Linked DNA regions of Homo sapiens: regions 1, 2 and 3 are each linked to region 4. The links are chromatin contacts, found by Hi-C or POLR2A ChIA-PET in ENCODE. All regions are on one chromosome and are shown on one strand. The core of a region is the stretch at or near the end of the contact, and the rest is flanking DNA. Distances in the headings are between cores, read along the strand shown.

Region 1 (4,122 bases), core at 1,318-3,817, 260 kb before region 4:
TTATCCATTGTGTTCCCTCAACTGGCATATTAAAGAAATATGGCACAAAGATCAGCAGGATGGGGGTCCTCTGGTGTGTGGGAGGATGGACACTCACAGGCCAGCATGGCCGTGAGAGCCACACACCCCGCAAAATGTCCAAGTTGAGGAGCAATCCTGCCCAGGGACGCGTCTCTGTCACTGTCCTCTGTCCTCACTGCACTTGCAGGAATATCAAATGTTATGGATTGTAGATCGTGAAAATTACACACTTACGTGTTTTGGCAACAGTGCTTTTCAGTGTTTGGGGTTAGAACAAGCCACATCTGGCCATTTTATGTTATCCCTCTAATCTCTAGTTCTTAAATTTCAGATTTAACTGAAAATAGAAAGTTTCATAAATGGTAATTTTTAAATGTTAGAAAAAAATCAAAGCACACATTTACATACCTTTTCCATAAAAAAGTGTGTGTGAAACCATCTGCAACTCCACTGGTTAACTTACACATGCGACAGTTTGTGTTTGGAAAACTTCACCCACCCTCTTTATTTCAAGAAACCAAAGACGGAGAGAAGTTCAGTGAATTAACCAAGGTGAAATGACAGAGTCAGAATTGAACTGAATTTCTGACTGAAAAACTAGTTCTCGCTCCATTATACCATGTTCTAATGAGCTAATGAGTCAACAGTTCCCTGGAATACCTGTTTTCTTCTTTAAAAAGAGAAAGAGCTGTGATACTGAGAGCTACCTATTGGCATAAAAGAATATGAAGGACATACAGGTAAAATGAGGTAGACTGGATCAATGTGGGTCAGCTACATAAGCCCCCATAGCCAAGGAGGGAACATGTATGTAAAATTCTCAGGCTTATGAGAATCACAACTGTATGTCTATAGGACATCCTAATGCAATAATGGGAAAATGTGATAACTGAATTTTATCTACATGTATAGAAAACATATTTTGGGCCGGGCATGGTGGCTCAAGCTTGTAATCCCAGCACTTTGGGAGGCCGAGGCTGGCGGATCACAAGGTCAGGAAATCGAGACCATCCTGGCTAACACGGTGAAACCCTGTCTCTACTAAAAATACAAAAAATTAGCCGGGCGTAGTGGTGGGCGCCTGTAGTCCCAGCTACTCGGGAGGCTGAGGCAGGAGAATGGCGTGAACCCGGCAGGCGGAGCTTGCAGTGAGCCGAGATTGCGCCACTGCACTCCAGCCTGGATGACAGAGCCAGACTCCATCTCAAAAAAAAAAAAAAAAAAGAAAAAGTAAAGAAAACATATTTTGTATGTTTTTTATGTGTCTTAGAAACCAAGTGGACTAGGTATAATGGTTCTTTTTTTTTTTAACTCAGCAGCACAGTTAATGGCACAAACAGATAAAGATGGTGGCTAAAGCCATTTGGTGTAGATGAATCCAGAAAACAAGTACATTTATGAATTATTTTACCCTATTGGAAAATGGCTACTATATGTGGAAAGTAGAGGGGAAGAGAAATGAACTTGTGAATTATCTACTCTATTCTACCAAAGAAAGATACATATATCATTTCAGGGTTTTCCAAAGTTGGGATGCAAAGGATCATGTTTCATTTTAATTTATGTATTTATTTTTGAGATTGTCTTCTATGTATTGCAAGTGATACTGGTTTTACCATGCACTGTACCACTACGAGGGTTCCTTTCAAAACACATTCATATAAATTAAAAAATCAGTTTAAATAAAAACATCAAGTCAATAGTAGTACATAGATATGATAAAAGTTTGCAAAAGTGGCACAGGAATAGTCATTGGGTGGTGATGTTCCCTGATTTTTTTAGTCCCTGAAGCACCCAGCGCCAAGGGTACTGTTCTTCCTGCTTAACACAGGAGCAAACAGATGCTCACACCCTGCCCAAGAACACAGAGGCTCAGGGACTGAACCAGAAGAAATGATCCATTAACCATGTAAATGAACAGAGAGCCTGGATGTCAGAGTGAGGAGGCCAGCTCGGGTCGCTGTGGAGAAAGAGATGGGCTCTCCCTGGAATCCCTGCAGCTGCCCTTAGAGGCTGTGAGCCATCGTGGCTAGGGCATCTTTAGAGAACTGAAAGTCAGGCCGATTCCTGGAGAGTGAAGAATAGCACACGTGCCTTCAAAACAGTGTCAGTATCCTGTCCCTTACGGACGTCATATTGTTGGTGGGTTTTCCTGGGTGGGAGATCACCCAGTATCTGGTTGGCATTACTGATGGGTTCCCAGAGCTGTCTTTTGGTTCAAAGTCCTGCCCTCGGTCCCAGCTGCCCCCAGCACAGGTGTCACCTTGGAGTCAGGGGCGGGTTTGTCATAGCCCATGGGTCCTGGCCCTGCCCTTTATCATGTTTGACATGATTTTCAGTCTACTTTTCCTTCAGGATGTAATTTAGAAAATATGATTTCAGAATTGTGAAATTTAAAAACCCTAGAAAACCTCTTTGCTTTGCTTGTAAATAGCAGTTGATGCAGCCCTGTGGACAGGCGGGAACAGCCATGTGACGTGGGCACTGAGATGATTTGGGAGATTGAATGCTCCTCAGTGGGGCTAGAGGCCACAGGAGTGATAGGTTACTGTAAAGAAAGCAAAAAAGATGCAAAAGCCTACATGACAAACCAGGCACGACACAAAGGAGAGGCTTGAGAAGAGGAAGTGAAGGAGGGAGAGGATTCCACAAGACCGAAGTGCCCAAGGAGACATGGAGGGAAGAGAGGGCTCTTCACAGAGCTGAGTTTAGAGACCACCCTCCATGGTTCTGGAAGGAAACCAGCCAGCTTTCATATGTGGTGACAGGCTGTTCATTAATTTGTAGTGTACAGCATTAAATAAATGAAGTATGTAGAGAACATTAGGAAACAATATAAAAAGGTAGGGGAATTCGTGGATAAAGGGAATAACCTGGGTACCATATTTCATCACATTATTCCATGGGAATAAGTCATCAGTGCAAAGGACTGTAAGGAGTGCACAGCAGGAAATGAAAAGACAGAAGCAGTGGGGCCGAGAGGAGGAAATGGAGTTGCTGAAATGCAGGGTGAGCAGCAGGGGCGGAGAGTGCCCTGTGGGTAAGGCACACCTCAGAAGGGACAGGTCCAGGCCCTCTCCTCCCTGGCCTGGAGCTTCTGGCAAGGCTTTTCTTCTCTGAGCCTCACTTTCCTCTTTTGAAGGTGGCAATAGTAACTGAACCTGCATCACAGAATGGCCTTGAGGGTTAGATGGAACATATATAGACATAATTTGTTGAAGACAGAGTAGCAAAGACACAAAGTAAAAAGGACAGAAAAAAGAAATGCAACTTGTGCAAAATAGAACTTTCAAAGATTTACAAGAAGGGTAAATGAAGCTATCGTAGCTTCACTTGGGAAAAGGGAGAGAACAGATGACCAGCACCAAGGATAGAAGAGGGATTTCTTACTTTAAAAAAAATGGTCCAAAGAATAAACAAACTGAAAACAGCCAAAAGAGAAAGGAAGAATTTGTTAGAATAGGGCAAGACTAAAGGACAGAGTAAGGGTGCTGGCCGCCACCTGACTCAAGTTCAAGTCGAGCTGCCACTGTTGAAATTTCAAGGAGAAATGGTGAGAAGCTAAAAGATGCAAAAAAAAAAAAAAAGTGGGAAATTATTTGCTAATAATAGATTGCAAGAGTGTCTGCTTTAGAAAGTGACAAGGAACACTTTTGGAAAGCTGTGAGCTGTTATGACCACTGGCATCCTTCAGTTTTAGACAAATCTAATCTCAACAAGGATAACAGACCATATTAATAAACAAATTGATGGGAATGGTGGAAATCAGTTCCCTATGAGGAGGGTGCAAAGTTATACTGATTGGTGAGTCACTCCCAGAATAAACAAATAATGGTTTCACACCTCATTGCTTCATTCAGTGTGGAAGGAACATTCTAGGTTTGTGTGTAAGTTTGGGGAGAAGGAGACAGAGCCAGAGGGCAGAGCAGCCCTGCAGCCCTCAGTTGGCCTCCATTTTCTTCCCGGTCTGAAGAAAATGAAACAAAGGATTTAAAGTGTTGCTTGAAGAATTTAAGTTAGACTTAAAGGAGAGATGTGGTCTTTACTCTCCTTTTGGCAAGGAGAGTTTAGTCATCAGAATGGTCTATTTAGTGAGACTGT
Region 2 (4,249 bases), core at 1,531-4,030, 330 kb before region 4:
GAGGTCTGACGATGCAGGGTTCATATTGAATGAGGGAAGAAAAACATGAATGAAAGACACACTAGGAAGATAGGTTCTGTTGTAGGTTCTGTGTGTCTTTGAACATGGGGGTAAGGAAGAACTTCAGGGTGATTTCAGACTTGTGATTCTCTAGGACTAAGAGGTGACAAGGAGAGGTGAGGGTTTGGCTTGGGGGGAAGGGGAAGTTTTCGGTTTTATGAAAAAGAGCAGTAGGAGATAGAGGTAGCCCATGACTCATTTGTGGCTTGAAACCTCTTTCTTATAAGAGCAAAACTATTTTCTTTCATACCATTGTGGAATTTCCGAAGCTGGAATTGCTGACTACATCACAGAACTCATTTGCTCAGCTGAGAATGTTGTGTGCCTTGGGAAAGGTGGTCACACCTACCTCTACCTACAACGTGTGAATGTGGAGTGTGCAAAAATGCCAAAGGGGCAGGACTCCAGGCATTTTTCTATCAAAACACATTTCACTAGTTTTAAATTTGGTTATGAATAGCTCTCCCAATTTTGAAATTGTTTTAAAGTTGGCTCAGAGTTAAAAAAAAAAAAACCAGCCACATTAAGAATGAAATCAGGGAGCATGAAATATAAAGGAGTGAAGATGGTGGAGGGTATAAAGAAAAACCTCTGTTGAGAGTTGAGGGATGGAAGATAACATACACAGAAGCTTAGAAACTGATTGAGGCCTTGACTCTGAGCTTCCTTGGCTTGTCTAAGTCAGGACAAAATAGGAAAACTCCAGTTTGCACAATTCACAGTCTGGTCACAGTGGATCTTGCTGCTTTTCAGGAAAAATCACATTCCTTGGCCCCGTGCTTTAGAAAGGTATATATGCATAGGATGCAAAATTATCAATAACATCCCTGGTTTTTTTAAAAAAATGGCCACAATAACAATTATTCCATGTGGCTGTTTCTTTCAACAATCCTTAGTGGAAAATCTAAGTCTGAAAAGCTTTGTGGCGTCGTCTTGAGAGGCAGAGAATTGGGTCCAGGTATGTACATTTCTGGAGGTCTGGCTTAGTCCTGGGATAAAGATTGGATAATCTTGATGAAAAGGCCATCACTACAGCCTAGGGTGTCCTGGGTAAGTGGCATCTCTGAAGGTGGTGGGTCTCGCCTAGCAGACAGGCACTGTACCTGCAGCCTGAGGGAGAGGCTCTTGCTCTGTTCAGAGAGGGTGTTATGTTAAGAGGGTCACAGAGCTGGGCTTGTGCTGGAGCACAGGGCAGGAGGGGTAGGGGGCAGGGCTGTACTGCCTTTACTGGTCTTCACCTCCTCCCTTCTGGTGGGCTCCACCAACTCTTCTTCCTGCCCCAAGTGTGTGGTCTGCATCACCCAACACTTGTGACTTTCCTGTCATTCTTTGCCCCTGTGCAATGCTACTTTGCTCTTGAGAGTCTCGGCTTTTTGCCGGGAAAGATCATCACAGCTCATCTTCCTGGAGAAACCAGAGACTATTGCCTCCCACCCTGACTTCCCAGTATGTCAGCTTGGATAAGTGCTTCAGAGGGGGTGAATGACACTTTACACTTTGAAATCAGGAGTGTCTGTTCTCAGGCTGACCCAGAGCCGCAAGGCCACCTGTGGCACCCCTTCTCCATGCCCAGGTGACTCTTCTGAGCTGTCTCTACCCCAGGCACTTCTGCAGTCCTGCCCCTCCACCTTCATTGCCTTGGCTTGTCCTAATTAAAATTTGTAATTTAAAAAAAAAAGAAAAATCAAAAGCTGGTAATCGCGAGCCTTCCTTGTAAAAAACACAGCTTATTTCTATCATTAGCAACCTGTGCTGCAACAGAGCCCCTGACACGTGCATTTCAGGAGCAATTAGGAATCGCTGGCTGCATTTACATAACATTAAAATCACTGTCTACATATGCAAAATAAAATGAATCTCTTCCCATTGCTCCCACAGGCACTGGCCTGAGATAGATTTCTATCTGTTTTTGCATTTTAGCCACATGGATTTATTTGATCTGCCCATTATTTGCTTTCCTGGTAACGGGAGGTTTCCCTCCACTCTAACTGCCTGGCCAGGAGCAGCAGGCTGGGCACACCCGCGCCAAACCACTCGGGAAGAGGGGGTGAGGCGGGGCCGCGGCCTATCTCATCTCCCCTCCCCAGCATGCCTTGCAGCTGCAGGAAGCCACCCACCCATATTTCAGAAACCACAGGCTCCTGTGGGTTCCGAGAGCCTCTGTCCTGGGTGTGCTTTGAAACATGCACACAGTTTAATGTCTTGTTAGTCACCTTCTTTTACATTGCTCAACTGGAACTGGGAAGGAGCACCAATTACTGTGAACCATGCATGGTTTGATCTTCAGTCTTCCCCTTCCCTCAAGAGCAGCCATTCTGGTAGCAATGCCCCACTGCTGCATGATAGAGTTCTAGCTCAGCTGGTGTGTAGAAAGGAGGAGGCTGTTTCTTGTTATGAACACCTTCCCACCACACAACAACGAGCTCTAAGCAAAACCAAGATGTTTTTAGCTGCCACCTGTCATATCAGAACCCAGGATGCTTCACTATGGAATGAGGAAGAAAAGCCCACCTAGTTGGAACCACGATTGAGAGTTGCTTCTCCCCTACTCCTGTGCCCCTGCAGTCTCTCTTTCCATCCAGAGCCCCTCTTCCCTCTCTCACCTGCCTACTCCCTTATTTTAGACTCAGCCCAGGGCCTGAAATGCACACTTTCCCCTCGAGCTTCTTCAGGACTTTCCTCTGGCTCCCGAGGCCCCTGCATTTCACTGCTGTAGCTTGTGGTCTGAGCCCCTGGGGGACAGAGCAATGTCTATCCCCCATCCCTGGAGCTCAGCAAAGAGTCTGGCTGCAGGAGGCACTCAGAAGATGCTCCTCAGCTTGAAGTCAAGAAGACTCTGGTTTGCCTAGCTGAGGCCTACCTGGTTGCAGAACAGTTAAAGAAGGAATATGCTAGATCAGAGGTAGCCAGCCAAGGCCAGCAGTAGACTCTGCAGCTGACACCTTTAGGCCTGCCTGAGGCTGCAGTGAGCACCTCAGCTGACCACATTCAGCCTTCCTGACTGCAAGACTGGAGAGGCCAGCATGCCTTTGCAGCTGCAACTCCAGAGCCAATCAATCAATTGCCCAGGGTAGGAACCCCTCCCAAGGCAGTGCCCTCCAGTTTATGAGGCCTCTGCACTCTGTGACTTCTCCATCCTCACAATGCCCTGTTACATGGGCAGTGATTAGCCACAATGCACAGATGAGGAAACTGAGGTTCAGAGAGGTTACACCACTTTTTCAAGATCACATAACTCATAAAGACCAAACATATGAACCTACAAATGTTGATAAATCCAAGTCACTGTGTTTTTGGTTGTTTTCTTTTCCCTAGCCACCCACTAAGCCTGGTGACAGGAGCAGCTTCATGGGCCTGCGAGCAGTGCAGTCTCTCAGGGTTTTACAGTTAATGCTCTGTGGTTGCAGTCTTGAAACTGTGAATAAATTTACCTTGAATTTGTGTTTTGTCCGTAAAGTCTGACGAAGCAATGGAGCATGCATTGGGGACTCGGAGACTCTGCTCATGTGGGGCTCCCTTCCAGGTGCCTCCCCCTCCCAGGGATGGGTTCTCAGCTACCTGCCCAAGCAACCCCCAGCAACCACTGCCATCTGCTGGGAGGGGACCTGAGCCTGTGCATGGGAATGGTTGGGCCTACACAGTTGTGAACAGGGCCCTGGGTACCTGTGAGTGTCTGCAATCTCCCCATGAGTATTCCTGTGTCCAAGGGATGTGACATTAAATAGCAAGTAAAAAACACCATGACAAGAGAGAGACCCAGAAAGAAGGAAGAAATGTTTTTCCTGCCATTTGAGCAAGGGACCCCCTAATTTCAGTTTGCACTGGGCCCTACAAATTATGTAGCAGCCCTGTCTGGCAGAGGTGTGCCAGGTAACCCTATGTGTCCACTACCTTGCAAGATGGATGGTGGGCAATTGGCCCTTCCAGTGCCCCATAGGGCCTAGTATCTTAGATTGTAGTTATTCTTAAGGAATAGGATGAAAGGAGGAACAGCAGCAAAATGCCACCTTCATGACGTGCTCCAGAGACTGACCTCCTTCCACCTCTCTCTCAAAATTCATGCTCTGCTAAGCCAAGGGCCTCATTGGCCAACAAGTTGAGTTCAGGCCACCTCCTGCTCAAAGGAGAGGATAAAAAGTATTGTTGAATATCTAAGAGCTATATTTTTAACACTTGTGTCTAAAACAAG
Region 3 (4,083 bases), core at 390-2,889, 450 kb before region 4:
TTTTGCATATTAAAATCTTTTTAATGGCTAGATGTATCCCACCAAATCTATAACAAGTTTATATTGCCCAAGCCCTGAATACTTTTCTTGTTGTAAACAATATAGCAAAAACAGCCTCTACATATATGTTTGTACACTTATCCATGCATTCTTTTGGAACAAATCACTAAAAATGAAATTGTTGCCTGAGTTTTCTTATTAAAATTATTTTTGAATTTGGTAGGCATGCCCAGTTACTAAATGGCATTTAGAGTTCAGGAACTCAAAATGTTAACGCAGTTTCTACTGCAGTTCCTAACTTATTATAACTTGAGACTAGTTTAGGAAATAGAAAGAATCCAAAATAGTCATTGGGTTCAACAAAAATTATTGAAGCTCAGTATAGCTAAACAATTATCTTTGTTTCTTCAACAAACATGAACTGTTGACCGGATCTGGGTAGTGTTCAGGAATTTTTTTAAAATGATGCAAATTCATCCGCACTTATAATCTGTGTCAAGCAGAAAGTTAAGGTAAGACTGAGATGAGAATCCTGCTTTTTCAGGCCTGGCACGGTGGCTCACACCTGTAGTCCTAGCACTTTGGGAAGCCGAGGCGGGTGGATCACCTGAGGTGAGGAGTTGGAGATCAGGCTGGCCAACATGGTGAAACCCCATCTCTACTAAAAAACACAAAAATTTGCCAGGCTTGGTGGTGAGCGCCTGTAATCCCAGCTACTAGGGAGGCTGAGGCAGGAGAATCGCTTGAGCCTGGGAGGTGAAGGTTGCAGTGAGCCAAGATCGCGCCACTGCACTCCAGCCTGGGTGACAGAGGCCCTGTCTCAAAAATGAAAAAAAAAAAGAATCCTGTTTTTCAAATCTGTTGTTTTTATCCTCTTCAGTATAAGATCCATATTCTTTGCAAGGGCTCGGTGAACAAGTTTGAAGATAAGCTCAGTCCCTTTTAGTAACCATTTTACAGTCCCATATAATTTCAGTGCTTTGCAGTCATGAGTCATCAGTACAAGGAACATAAAAATTGAATCATCTGTAATGGCAGATCTCTGTCCTTTCCCAAGGATATGGAAAGAGTGTTGGGGTACTTTTTCTTTTGTAACAGACTCTATTGTAGATTATATATACATATATATATATGTATATATATATATGTGCGTGTGTGTGTGTGTGTGTGTATATGTGTGTGTATATATATATATATATATATATATATATATATATATATATACATCTTACATATATGGGAGAGAGCCCTGAGATCTAACATATATGCATCTCACACTTGTATTTCCAAAGAATAAACAGGCTCAGCAAAGGTGAGGTGCAGGCCCAGCTAACAGAGCAGCACAGCCCATGCCTTCTGAACCCAAACCCAGCACTTGCAGTCACCATTTGCTTGTTTTTCCAAACTAGGCAGCTGCCTATGAGGTACCATCCTCCACTAAGTTATAATCTTTTATCTAAGGACGTTACAAGGTTTCATATTTACTGTGCTTTTTGACCTCAATGATTGCTCTGAGGAAGCATTTGCAAATAAAGAGGAATTGTCCAACATGGACCCCCAGGCAGCCCCTGGCACATGTCTCCCATGGAAAAGGGGGCTTCCCTGTCAGTCGCTGGACTGTGTTGCAGCTTAACAAAATTTTACCACAACCCAGGTTAAAGAATAACTCTATGAATAGTAGTTCCTTAGATCAGCCCAATACTTCTGCCTTTTCAGACTACTTTCACACACTCCCTCATTTGTTTTTCAAATAGTGTGATGAGGCCAGAAATGAAGGTGCAAGTTCTATCCCCATTTTGCAGATGAGGAGGCTGAGGCCAGAGGAAATGGCATAAAGAGCCAAGATCACTCATTTCATGAGTGGTAAAAAGTCCAGAGAACTGGCCTCTTAATCCCCAGGGCAAGCTCTTGCCTTAACTCACATTAAACGTGGCTTCTGCCTTTGGCAAATAATGGGTTCTTGGAGCTTTGAGTTATACTGTTTCTACATTCCCTCCTAAATGGAAGAATTGAAGATCCCAAGAACACAGGAGGAAAGAATATACCCACCAGATGAAGAGAATAATCAATAAACCTGCAATTCCTAAAAAATATCTTGTGGCCACGACATCTTATGATATTCAGAAAAATGCAATCCAGTGATCAAAGTCATTGCAAAATGATTCCAGTTTTATTTGCATTTGTCATTGAACAATAAAATCAGACAAACCCCAACTCACAATGGACTCCTGTCTTTTCCCCTCCAGCCACATCTGCCTCACAGTTCTCTGCAGTCCTTCCCTTCTCTCAGCCCTCTGGGCTGACCCTCCTTAAAGTCCAAGCCTGGAATTTACTACTCTTCCTCCGTCTCCCACTTTCTGCTCCCCTTGCCCACCCTAACTTCCATCCATGACCTGCTGCTCCTCTCACATGGGTCTGCACCTGCTGCATGCTGGGCACTGTGCCAGGCCTTTACTTGCATCACATCGCCCCCAGCACCCTCCAAGGGAGTGCAGCTACCCTGACTGATGGCCAATTATAGGTGAGGATGCCTGAGAAAACTTCAGTTGAGGTCTAAGTTCACACAGCTGGTCAGGGCAGCCCTGGAATTAAATGTGTCTGTCTCACACCCCCCTCCCTTATGTCGCATCCATGGTCTTTGTTCACTTGGGATCTTTAAACATTTAAATGTGCATTTTTTAAATTAAAAGTATTAGTGTGAAAGCTGTTGGGAGCTAAGTCAGCTTGATGTCTGCCTAGAACTGTAGCTGATATAGAATGGCTCTAAATAAAAGACTATCACATTGATTTGAACCTGCACTTACACCCCACCCTGTATAATTGCAGCCCACTGTGAGCTAATGAGGCTCTCCTGGCTGGGCTGGGAGTAATGCCAATGGTCCTTCCTATTCAGTTCAGTTGCACTGAGGTCCAGTTCTACCACTTGCCAGCTTGGTTGGTGCTGGCCATGATACTTAGACTTTCTCTGTGTCAGTTTCTCCATCTATAAAATGGACATGATCATAGGACCTATGACACAAGATTGTTGTGAGAATTAAACAGTCAATTTACATCAAGCATTTAAAAGGGTGCCTGGAATATAGAACATACTCAATGACTATTAGTCATGTTTACAGTGTAGAGTGAGAATTTCTATGCATGCCTAAATTTTATGCACATATACAATACATATATTCTACGTATAACATGGTTTTCTCCACATTTTTCCTCTCATATTTAACTTATATACCATCTGTGCTCCCTTCTTCTGAGTTACTAAACTTCTTGATTTTCTTAAATTACTTAATTTCTATTTTATCATGTTTGGTTGAGAACCAATTCATTGTAGACTTGGGCAATAATATATTCAAATTTATCAATTAGTGAACAAAATCCTGGCTTATTTGGAACTAGGGAGTACAAAATAAGGTATTTAAAGGACTAGAAGCTGTGGAGCAAAGGCAAAAATGAAGACTTCTTATTTTTAAGTGGGTCTCTGCGTCTCTCTACTTTCCTCAAATGGGGAGTGGAATTCTTTGAACATGCGACTAACCTGGAAATCCATTTCCCGGCTTGTATGTTTCAGTATCTTTAATAGCTTTGTTCCCTCCAGCTGAAAAATAATATCTCCTATCAGCAGCAGTCTAAAGTGTTCCCCAGAGAGTATTCTCCTCTTAATATAAGGTCGCTGTGTTGCACTTAAGATGGCAAAATTCCCCTTGTTATGGCCATATGTGCCAGGGTTAAATGGAGTAGATTTAGAAGCAGTGTGGGTGAGGACTTTCGTTTTCAAATATTTGGCAATTTATTATGCAACTGAATTCATTCCCAAGACTGAGCAGCTAATCAGTCTAATCTTCCATGAAATGTTATTATTAAATATGATGTAATCTAATAGCATTAAGACAATGTAACATATGATACCATTTAGCATCAATAACATGCATGCCACAGAGGCACAGAGGCTGTGCAATGTTTTTTATCAAGCCTTTCATGTGATTGACAGATGGCCTGCGTCCATCCCTCTGACTTCTTAACTGCTCTGATGGCAGGATATGACTTTAGAGGCATTTTAATTCTGCAGGTGTTTTCAAAGGCAGTGGA
Region 4 (4,393 bases), core at 1,637-4,136:
CTTCTGCATTCCCTGAAAACGTTTATACACGCCAGGCCAATTTACAGTCACTGCAGTTTGCACTGTGACATCACAAATCTACCGCCAGCTTGCCCGCCCCCAGAAAGGCGCAGAGATCGGTCATACTGTCAGGTATTAAGTGCAGAAAAGAGAAGACAAAACATCTAGGCTGAGGCACATGTTTCTTCAAGGTTTAGCAAACAAAAGAACATTCTGGAACTCTAACACCTAGTGTAACAGAGCTTACCTATTAAACTCTAATAACCAAAGCATTTGGCGTTTTCCTTCTCAACTTCGTCCTGGTTGCTACATGGAGTTTCATTTAGAAAAGAAAATCACAGGCAGAGATACAAAGTCAACAGGCTCCAAAACAACCCTGAGCTGTCCCCTTTACATTCATGTCAATTAAATACAAAAATAAAAGTCAAATGTCCTTCCGTCCCCGGTTTGCGGGACTTGTTCTCAGGTGGAATTCCCAGCCGCCCAGCGCGAGGCCAGCGAGCTGGGGCCTTAGGAAGTCTGCCGCCACGTGGAGGCGGTTTACATTCTCCAACAATTCACTTCGGCAGGGAAAATACAAAAGACTACGTCAAACCAGCTACATACAAAACTGTGAATCAGAGTCAAGCTTTTGTTCTCCTTTTAAATAAACGCATATTTATAAATATGAAATACTGCAAATACAAGCTGTCTATTGGAGAGAGGCGTGTGAGAGAGAGATTATACACTGATGGGACTGGTCTACGTACACAGAAAAAAGAAATCCTAGAGTTGTTTTTCCTTGAAAAGGGTTTACCTCGAGCCAGTGAAGAGGAAGGAATCGTGGTGTAACTGCAATGTCCGTCCCTACAGTGAAGCCTGCCACCAGGTGTGAACGTGAGAATTATCTTACTGTCAATAGTTTGAAAGACTGACTGGCTGCGAAAGGAAGAAAATGCAATTGAGCACTGATGGTTAAAAACATGTTTTGCTAGAAAATTCTTCATTTGTATACCTTTCATGGAAAACAACTAGAGTGTGGTCTGTAGACTGACATACAGTGTTACTATACGGTAGACTGACTTCCAGCTGACTGGCCTTACTGAAGCTTGTGACACTGCTCTAGGCTACGGGGGTTGACTGAGGAGCAGAGAAATGCTGTTCCTTAGGGAACACTTCAGTGGGGCGGATTTGGGGCAATATCATGGCCAGCACACATTAATAGAAGCCAGGCAGGTGTTGTCTTGAAAAAGGAAATCATTCTGCTCACCACAGTAGTTTGTCGCCTGTCAAAGGAGTCCTTTCTGCTTTACAGGGATCAAAGGTAAGGAAATGGCCACTCTCACACCTGATCACTAAGCTAAGGGGACGTGGCAAAGGGGGCCACCCGAGGGGCGGAGGGGACCAAGTGACAACTCAAGCCACCATCTGACTCATCTCCCGGAGCGGGGACAAAGTGTTGTGTTGACAAAACTCTTCCATGTCCACAACCACTGTGAGGTACTTCTGACCCTAAGCCAGCAGAGGAGGAGCCTCTAGCTGCTCTGTGTTCACTGGCTTATGGGGGTTTTCAGCAGGACGGAGGGCTGCAAGCAAAGATCTTTAAATATCAGCCTGTGCCTGTGGCCCCTGCAGCGTTTCCTTGTCTTTATCACTATGGAAACCCATGAGACACAGCACGAAGACAACCAGGTGCCATTTTCTCTTTAGATCCTTTAATCCCCCGAGGGACATCAGCCGTGAAACGACTCACACCACTGCAGCAGCAGGGGTAAGGCAGTGATCGTTCTAGAACAGGCTGAAGGCTGTGGAAACGCAAGGCTGAAGTACCCAGGTGGATTATGCAGCATCCACCGCTGGCCGATGACGGGTGCCAGGTGTGTCTCAAGGAGGCTGGCCCACGTCAATCTAGAGGCGAGGCCATTCAGCCTGCTGTTTGTGGAACAGTGAATTTTCCAAAGGAATAAAGTCTCCTGCACTGTGCAGAACAAGACACACTAATAACAAGAGGATCTGACATCTGAGCATAGAGAAATGATTAACAGACTGTGGTTGCTTGACTGAGTCCACAAAATATGCCAAATGCCTACCACAGTGACACCTTTTATTTTAACAAGAAAGCTTTTCAAGTATACTGGGAAGGGCTGGGTTTGTCATTTGGGAGCTGAATCCACACCGTGGTAGTCGGCAGAGGGTGTGGAGGACCCTCTGGGAACATTTGGGGACCCATATTCAGTTTGAAATCTGCCCATTCAAAACTCTTTCTGTATTATATGAGTTGAAACGCCACATCCCCCTCCTACAATAGGCTGAATACAATATTGAAAACAAAGAAGGAGTGCAAAAAAGTGATCAATACAAAAAAAGTAAACATATCAGTTTTAATTGTCAAGATTATTCCAGGGCAAGAGTTCATTTCCAATCACTTCTCTCCGGTTCTTGTTCCTAAGCGGCCCAAGCCAAGATGATCATTCCAGTTTATTTTCAACTTTCCGCTGGATCTTCCATGCCCTCCCCAATTTGGCCGATGCAGAGGGAGGCGACCCTGCTGGGTTCACAGCAGCAAATCGTCGTTTAAGTCCAACAAACTAGTCAATCTTGGTCGGCTGGCACCGAACAAACCCATCTCGCTCTGGGTCCCCAGGTGCAGAATCGATGTGTGTTCTTCACCAACGCACAGACCGCTTCTTCACTCCAGTGTTCACTTCCTCCAGTCTTCAGCCGAGAGGACATCTGCGGTCATAAGGCCACTCGGATGCAGTGGTGCTTGAGTTTGCAAGGCAGGACTCCTTTGTTCAGCTGGTAAAAGTCAACCAGCTGGATCAGGTCAGAGAATTTGGTGTTCCCGTCATCTAGGCTGAAGAACGTCTGCCCGTCGTCCTCGCACTGGAGAGACACAAGAACACTTGCCAGGTTAGAGGCTGCCACCTCAGGGAACAGAACGGGGCCCACGGCCAGCAGCAGCTACATCTGCCCATGATTTGATTCCAGAGGGACACACAGGGCAAGGTAGGCTAGAAAACACCAGGGGCGGGAAAGACGGGAGCAGAGGATGTGTGCTGGGGGCTGCCATGTCCCTGAGCGAGGGACAGACTTTGGGTGGGCTGCGGAGGCTGCTGAGGACAGCTAGCTCCCCTGCTCCCTAAGGTGGTCAAGGGGAAGGGCTCGAAGTTGCCCCCAGTTCACCCAGCTCATGAGAATTACATTTACCAGTTAACTTGTAAGTACCCACTGCACACAGCATGCCCCGAGAAGACTGCACAAACCTGGGTCCTCACTATACGACCTCAGCCAACTCCTGAGGCCCCAGGGGTTTACTCTGCTCCATGATGAAGCAACTGTTGGGTGGCTATGAGGGATTAATAAGCTCACGCAGGTAAATTCCGTTCCTAGGTCCCTGAATATGGGGCAGTTATTTTTATTAAAGCAGGGGAATGCCACAGTATCTCCCAGAGAGAATCATATTCCTAACACCTATTTTAACTCAGTGAGTTTTCAGTTGGATGACTGTAGTACAGTGCAAAACACTGCTGAAAGGAGGTCGTGTTGTTCACAGGGAATAGGTCAGCCTTAAGGCTTGGCTAATTAATGAGCTTGGAACCACTTCGTAACTCTAAAACCATTGCTAGAGCTAACAGCACATCCCACAGCCAGTTTTCACACACAGAGGCTGCACACCTAATGCCCTAAGTCCCAAGTTGCTGTTCTTTTGTTACTTGTAGGATTTGGGCATTACACACTCTGCCTACCACGAAAGCCCCCTTTCTTTCTTTTTTTTTTTTAATTTACTCATCCAGCCTAAAATGTCAATCACTTTTCATTTTATATTTTGAGCTAAAAGAATTATAACTGTGTGAATAATATAATGCAGTAGAAGAACAAAAAGGATTGTCTATGCAGCACTTTCCCTAGGACAGTAATTCCTGTATTTGCATATAAGGTTGGCTGGAAGCTGGGAAGGCTGGGCTCAACCCCAGATTCTGTTCCTCACCCCAGTGCGGTGCAGGAAAAGCCACTGACAGCCATGAGCCTCATTTTCCTCACGAGTAAGGTGGGGATGTCAGCACACAGCAGGAAGCAAGCAGCCACAGAAAAGACAGTGCGTGGCACACTGCCTTCCCCTGGCTCACAAAAGCTAAGCAAGACACCCTCCTCATCCTGTATGGTCCATGGCTGCCAGTCACTACACGATTCTTGAGATCATAACAAAGTCCTGGGGGTCAGATAAGCCTGAAGAACTCCAGGTTCAACTGTGTAAAACAGGTGAGTTTAGTTAATTTAAGCCTTCTCAGAGCTTTTTCTTTGCTGACATGCAGATTGAATCTCTGAGAGGAAACTGTCCAGCCAGCCTCTTTTGGTAGAGTTTGGGTTCCACAGGATGCATTTCACAAACATTATCATTACCTGCAGAATT

Evidence for each region. Hi-C counts contacts between places; a loop is a spot of excess contacts on that map. ChIA-PET counts read pairs that join two places held with the same protein, here RNA polymerase II (POLR2A). Pooled maps may share reads with other maps.
Region 1: a pooled map shows a loop between it and region 4 (4-fold over the local background). The contact joins two enhancer-like sites. A Hi-C loop is called at or near these places in 2 of 37 single-sample maps with no recorded cell type and 2 of 50 pooled maps. POLR2A ChIA-PET finds 5 or more read pairs at or near these places in 1 of 52 experiments (CD4-positive, alpha-beta memory T cell).
Region 2: a loop to region 4 is called in a map with no recorded cell type, with 5 times the contacts of the local background. The contact joins two enhancer-like sites. A Hi-C loop is called at or near these places in 5 of 37 single-sample maps with no recorded cell type and 4 of 50 pooled maps.
Region 3: a loop to region 4 is called in a pooled map, with 6 times the contacts of the local background. The contact joins two enhancer-like sites. A Hi-C loop is called at or near these places in 3 of 37 single-sample maps with no recorded cell type and 5 of 50 pooled maps.

The regions. Positions count from the first base shown.
Region 1 is chr7:50,327,846-50,331,967 of GRCh38, forward strand. The region is part of intron 3 of IKZF1 (IKAROS family zinc finger 1); the gene reads left to right. Among named protein-coding and RNA genes, the nearest start is that of IKZF1, 25 kb to the left of the region's middle. Within about 2 kb of position 2,568, at least 8 of the 41 ENCODE cell types and tissues checked have a DNase peak (open chromatin) inside an H3K27ac peak, as active enhancers do.
Region 2 is chr7:50,264,856-50,269,104 of GRCh38, forward strand. No RefSeq gene overlaps it. Among named protein-coding and RNA genes, the nearest start is that of IKZF1, 38 kb to the right of the region's middle. RefSeq lists an enhancer at 2,212-2,311. Within about 2 kb of position 2,781, at least 8 of the 41 ENCODE cell types and tissues checked have a DNase peak (open chromatin) inside an H3K27ac peak, as active enhancers do.
Region 3 is chr7:50,144,437-50,148,519 of GRCh38, forward strand. The region is part of intron 7 of SPMIP7 (sperm microtubule inner protein 7); the gene reads left to right. Among named protein-coding and RNA genes, the nearest start is that of SPMIP7, 51 kb to the left of the region's middle. RefSeq lists a silencer at 1,351-1,400. Within about 2 kb of position 1,640, at least 3 of the 41 ENCODE cell types and tissues checked have a DNase peak (open chromatin) inside an H3K27ac peak, as active enhancers do.
Region 4 is chr7:50,590,234-50,594,626 of GRCh38, forward strand. GRB10 (growth factor receptor bound protein 10) reads right to left here. Exons shown (of 19, transcript NM_001350814.2): 19 at 1-2,865. The coding sequence ends at 2,719. Among named protein-coding and RNA genes, the nearest start is that of DDC, 27 kb to the left of the region's middle. Within about 2 kb of position 2,887, at least 2 of the 41 ENCODE cell types and tissues checked have a DNase peak (open chromatin) inside an H3K27ac peak, as active enhancers do.